Regions from separate parts of the Homo sapiens genome. Here region 2 is linked to region 1. The links are chromatin contacts, found by Hi-C in ENCODE. All regions are on one chromosome and are shown on one strand. The core of a region is the stretch at or near the end of the contact, and the rest is flanking DNA. Distances in the headings are between cores, read along the strand shown.

Region 1 (2,867 bases), core at 100-2,599:
GGCTAGACTGGATGCCTGGACCAGAAAAAAAGTTTCAGTTTTTTTTTTTTCTGTAGAAGACGTTACTAGGACACTTGGCAAATTTTGAATAAGATCTGTATTGTGTCAGTGTTAGTTCCGTGATTTTGATAGATAATTTATAGAAAATGGTAAAATCATGACTCATATAAAACTCTTTAATGCGTGTTGAAGATGTTATTTAACTCATGAGGGAACCAGACAGATTGTTAGAACTGGTTCAAAAGAGAATCCAAAGAAAAGATATATTTTTAGATCAGGAATATTGAAATGAGTATGTAAATGAGGCAAAACTGGTTTTGCCTCCCTGCAGTATGGGAGAAAAGACAATTGGACCTCTTCCAGATGAGATAGAAATTGCCTGTCCGTAAGAATTAGTTCATGTCACTATCACTTACCTAGAATTTGCCAAGTTGTAAAGTAGCTCACAGACCTGGCTAAAAACAGATAACCTAGAAGGTTGTGCTGTATGTAAACAGTACATAGTCTTCCACTTAAGACTGTGCATAAACTTTTTATAATTTAAATTTGTTTTAGGATTCTTATGGCAGGTTATCCTAAAGTTGAATAATTTTGAGGATTTGAGGGGACTGATCACATCTTTTAAAAGGCATACATGAAAAGTAATCCTTAGATGTCAAGCTTTATGGGATAGGAAAATTAAATTGCTTTGTCTTTGAAAGTTGAATTCTTTCCCGTTGTAAAGTTTGTGCAACAATGCCGTTCATAGGAAATACTGCCAGTGCCCATCTCACAGAAGTGGGGTTTATGGCTAGAGCGGTAGGGGAGCCAAGTCAGCCGCTTCAGGCAATTATAAGGAAATGCCCTCACATAAATCATAATTGCTTTGGATGGGGAGAGATGAATGGAAAATAAAGGACTCAGTGCTGCTGTTCATTTTGAAAACCTCTCTAAATTACTCTAGTCTCATTTCATGTATCTAAGCTGAAGTCGTCTAGTGGAAGATAGATAGTTATTAACCAGTCTAGAGGTCAGATTTATCTGTAACAGAAAGAAAGGCAGCCTAATTGGACCTTAAGCTCTCGTTTTTATTCCCTAGCCTTTTGCTCAAAGCTGTTTCTTGTTTTGGGGGATATATGACCATGTTTTAAAACTCATTTCTTTGGTCTTTTCTCAGACTCTTGTCACAGTTTTTTCTCTCGCATAGCTGGGTTAGATCTTGGGGATCCACATAACTATTTGATGTCATCTTGGAATGTGTAGTTTAGTTAATTCAAGATGTAGTCTGTCTTTTTTTTTTCCTAGGGAAGAAGTTGATTACTGGATTTTTTCAGAACTTATAGTTGCCCGATAGGGGGCAGCAATCCTCTTTACAGGGTATAAATGAAAATTAATGACTGCGTGGAGAATCTGTTAATGTTTTTGTTTTTTTATGTCTCTTGAGGGCCCTACTTCCCCCTCTCTTACTTACCTTTTTTTCTTTCTTATGTCCATAAGCTCCTGTGATAGTGACCTAGGCTCAAGGCAGGACATAATGACATCAGGCTTAAGTTCCTGTTTAACAGCAGTATTTCTATTCACTTCCGGGTCGAAACAAACACAGAACGTTTTGGTCACTAGCTTATATAAAATATGCATTTTAAAAATCATCCAAACAGGAAAGAACGTTTTACCTTGACTAAGGTTCACATTTTGAGTTTTGCTTGTTTTAAAACTTGTCTGGAAATAGCAGTGTTTAAATACAGTTTGCCACATCATTTATTTTTCATTCTCTCCGTGGCTTTGGGGAATACCATATGGCTAAGACTCTTCCTGCAAGTGGAAGGGCTTCTAGCTCTTCAAGTAGGGATGTTATTTCTGACAACTAGAGTATTGCTACAGGTGATATTCCACCTGTCTATTTTCTCTTGATGAATGCTGGTTTTATGTCGGTGTACAGAGAACCATTCACTCCTTCCTCACATCCTCAGAAGCCTAGTGACTTGTGTCATTTCAGCTTTGCAGGCTTTGATTGTCTGGAAAATGCCATTTAAGCAGCTGATTATTTTATTTCTCTTTTTGGTAAATGTACTTTATCACTGATTTTATTTAGCTGGGTTCAGAAATTCTGATAGTAATTTGTATTCTAAATTCTGTTTTTAACACCCTAAACTATAACCTTGAGATTTTGATCTTGTTTTATATATATACTGTGATGATATTGACGTGCCCAATGATTTCTTCTCTCTCTGTAGGCACCAGAATTTCCTGAGTTTGCCACTAAAGTCCAGGAAGCTATCAATTCCCTCGGGGGCAGTGTCTTTCCTAAGCTTAATTGGAGTGCCCCAAGGGTAGGAACACATAAGTAATTCTCTTACTGTTTGAATATTCTTTGTTTTGCTGTTTATTTCATTTCATATCCCTACAGAGGGTCTAATTATATTCCTAATTCTAGGAAAAATACTGTGGAATTTATTATTAATTTCCCTCTACTGTTTTACTTTCCGGATTTTGCTATACACTTGCCTGGGTCTGTGAAATACTGTATATTCTGCCAAAAGGTAGTTTCCACGTCTTGTGTTGCTGATTGTTTTTGAATTCTGAGGAAATTCATACTCTGCCCTTTTCAAAACTTCAGCTGTTCAGTTTAACAGAGAAATTTTTCTTTGTTGAAAAGTAATAAAAATAAAAAAAGTAATAGTGTCATAGGCTATAGAAATAGAGTGGTTGGAGAAGTCAACTGATCTTTTCTTAAATTGTGTCTTATTATTTTAATACTGCATTGACAAGATTTTTATAAAAGTTAAGGCCTGTGGAAAAATCCGTTAGTTGTTTTAATCCAATAGAAAACAGTTTTGTATTAGCAAAGCTTATTTAAGGAATCAGAGACCTATTTGTAATTTCAAAAG
Region 2 (2,773 bases), core at 264-2,763, 270 kb after region 1:
TCTCAAACTGCTGACTTCAGGTGATTTACCCACTTCGGCCTCCCAAAGTGCTCCCAAAGGCATGAGCCACTGTGCTTGGCCTCCAGTTTTAATTTTCTTAATGAGCTGATTTTATAGCTGGTGACCCGGTGACTTCATGGGGGTGTGAGGTTGGTGCCCGCAGCCACAATCCTGGACTCGTAGAAGGCAGGCTTGGGTGGCGTTCCAAATGCTTCACTGCGCGCATCCAAGTGTCTGTCACCCATGAGCTTTGCAATAAGGAAGACATAAATATGCACCAGCTGGGCTCTGAGCTCCGGCTCAGCCTCCTCCCTGCTTTCAGCTTCCCACCGGGCATTGCAATCCCTGCTTCCGGCCCCGCCTGCTCTGCGGCTGGCAACACCAAGTCGCCATCTCTCTTCGTGTTTCACCTCCAGATACAGGAAAACGCGTGAACTCTGTGTTTGGAGGGAGGAGGGCCAATTACAGGAGATCCTGGGCTAAAACAGGAAGAAGAAACATGATTAAGGACTTTAAACAGGGATCACACAATCGTTCTTCTGCCTCCTTCCCTGCAGGAAGGCAGAGATCGGAGATGGAGAGCTGTCATTATCCTCCTTAATTATAGGAGAGAGCAGAAGTTCTTGGAAACACCAGCCAAGTCAGGGAGCCACTGGCAGCTGAGCTTACTTGTTCTTCCAAGATGGTGGAAGCCAGGCAGGGAAATAGCTGCGGGGAGGGTGAGCTCATTCACGGGGACCACTCAGCAGTGGAAGCGATGACGTCCCCTGGCCTCAGATGTGGAAAGTGTCTTCCAGGGGGCAGCTCGTGGAGGAGAGCCTAGCTTGTGGCTCTCTTGAGATGTTCTCCAGGTTTCTAACATGTGGCATGTGACTCCAGTGGAGAGGCCACTCTGCAGCTGCTCCTGTGGGCACAGTGACTCTGGGGGGGAGGGGGTGGGGCTGGGCTGGGCGTGTCATGGGAGGGCAGGTGTGATGACCAGGAAGCAGGGGTACCTCATGGTGTGCCCCGCAGAAATCTCTGCCCTTACTGGCTTCTTCCCTTCTCCTCCTACCCCAGGCCTTTTCTGTAATGTCACCGATTACCATCTGGTGTGGAAAGATTTGCTTTTCAGATTGGTGTGCTGAGCACAGCCGGACAGAGAGGAGGCTTTCGGGAAGGAAAGTCGCCTTCACGTCTTGCATGTTTTCACCGCTCCCCATACGGGTATTTCTAAGCAAGAATGCACACGGGCCTGAAATAGAATGCATTAGTAAGTGTAACCGAGAGGCGAAGTGTATTTTTAGCGAACATGGCTAAGGCAGATTATTACAGCGAGTGAGTGAGACCGAGCTAGGGGAGGAGGAGCTCCTGGGGTAGAGAGACGTGGCTGCCTCTCGGCTGTCCCTGGGGAGCAGAAGGACTGTGGCCAGTGGTGGCTCCTGGGATGGTCAGAGCTTCCTGGGGATTCTTTCTGGTTGTGGAGCTCCTCGTGCCCCCTGTCGTGGGGGAGGGAGTAGAAACAGGCAGCACAATGGTGGTGAAGCTTGGGCCCCAGGTTCAGTGGCGAGGTGGCCCCAGCTGCAAATGTGTCTGCTGCCACCTGCCTGTCCCAGGTGGAGGAGAGGGGAGGGCTGGTCACAGGGAGCCGGTGGGTCTGCAGGCTGCAGAGGCACTGCTCGTTGGGCCTGTAGGTGCTTTGGGAGTCCTGGAAGGGAGGGTGGGGCTTCGATTGTGACTACCAGATTGTGGCGTCTCTGCCACACCGCTCAAAACTCTAATTCAGCTTCTTTATCTGCAAACAGGAAATGTTAACGTTTTCTCGAGGAGTCATGAGTTCAAACAGGGTCACCGATAAGGGAGGGTTGGAACTTTCAGAAGAAAATTGCTAAATATGCCAAGATGTCATATTATTTTTTTCCCAGCATATTAACTAGGGCTTAAGACCTGATAGCCCTGTGAGTATGCGTCTGTCTCTTGTAGCAGCGCTGTTCGCTTAACAGAGCCAAATTCAGCCCAGAGTGAGTCTTTGGTGTCCATCCCAGGCTCTGGCTACCATGTCACCCAGACGGCCTGATTTGAAGGCAGTTTCCTTCCCAGGGACCACGGCAGAGTGCCACAAGATTAGCAGAGAGTCTCGTCTCCAGCTTGTTGACGTACGCTACAGGTCTTGGGATTTGCCAGCATCTTATAATTTTGTACAATAAATGAAGCACCCATGCAGTGCACACACACACGTACACATGCTATTAATTCTATGAGTCTTGGGACTTGCCAGTCTCTTTTTTTTTTTTTGAGACAGAGTCTCGCTCTGTCACCCAGGCTGGAGTACAGTGGCACGATCCCAGCTCACTGCAAGCTCCGCCTCCCAGGTTCTGGCCATTCTCCTGCCTCAGCCTCTGGAGTAGCTGGGACTACAGGTGCCCACCACCACACCTGGCTAATTTTTTGTATTTTTAGTAGAGATGGGGTTTCACTGTGTTAGCCAGGATGGTCTTGATCTCCTGACCTCGTGATCTGCCTGCCTCGGTCTCCCAAAGTGCTGGGACTACAGGCATGAGCCACTGCACCTGGCGGGGACTTGTCAGTCTCTTATAATTGCTTATGATAAATCATGCACCATGTACCCACGTGTGCATGTGTGCGCGTGCACACACACACACACACACACGTACAGACACTATTAGTTCTGTTTTTCTGGAGAACCCTAGTACAACTATCTGCTGAGTAAACTCCTTCTTTGTAGCCCAGCCAAAATGCCAGCTTCTCTGTTACAAGATTTTATAAAAAGGCA

The links. Hi-C counts contacts between places; a loop is a spot of excess contacts on that map. Pooled maps may share reads with other maps.
Region 2: a pooled map shows a loop between it and region 1 (15-fold over the local background). The contact joins two enhancer-like sites. A Hi-C loop is called at or near these places in 2 of 37 single-sample maps with no recorded cell type and 12 of 50 pooled maps.

Annotation. Positions count from the first base shown.
Region 1 is chr10:12,213,527-12,216,393 of GRCh38, forward strand. It overlaps CDC123 (cell division cycle 123), which reads left to right. Exons shown (of 13, transcript NM_006023.3): 5 at 2,214-2,309. Among named protein-coding and RNA genes, the nearest start is that of CDC123, 19 kb to the left of the region's middle. Within about 2 kb of position 1,350, at least 7 of the 41 ENCODE cell types and tissues checked have a DNase peak (open chromatin) inside an H3K27ac peak, as active enhancers do.
Region 2 is chr10:12,483,903-12,486,675 of GRCh38, forward strand. All of the region lies in intron 1 of CAMK1D (calcium/calmodulin dependent protein kinase ID), which reads left to right. Among named protein-coding and RNA genes, the nearest start is that of MIR4480, 93 kb to the right of the region's middle. RefSeq lists enhancers at 1,157-1,206, 1,257-1,516. Within about 2 kb of position 1,514, at least 16 of the 41 ENCODE cell types and tissues checked have a DNase peak (open chromatin) inside an H3K27ac peak, as active enhancers do.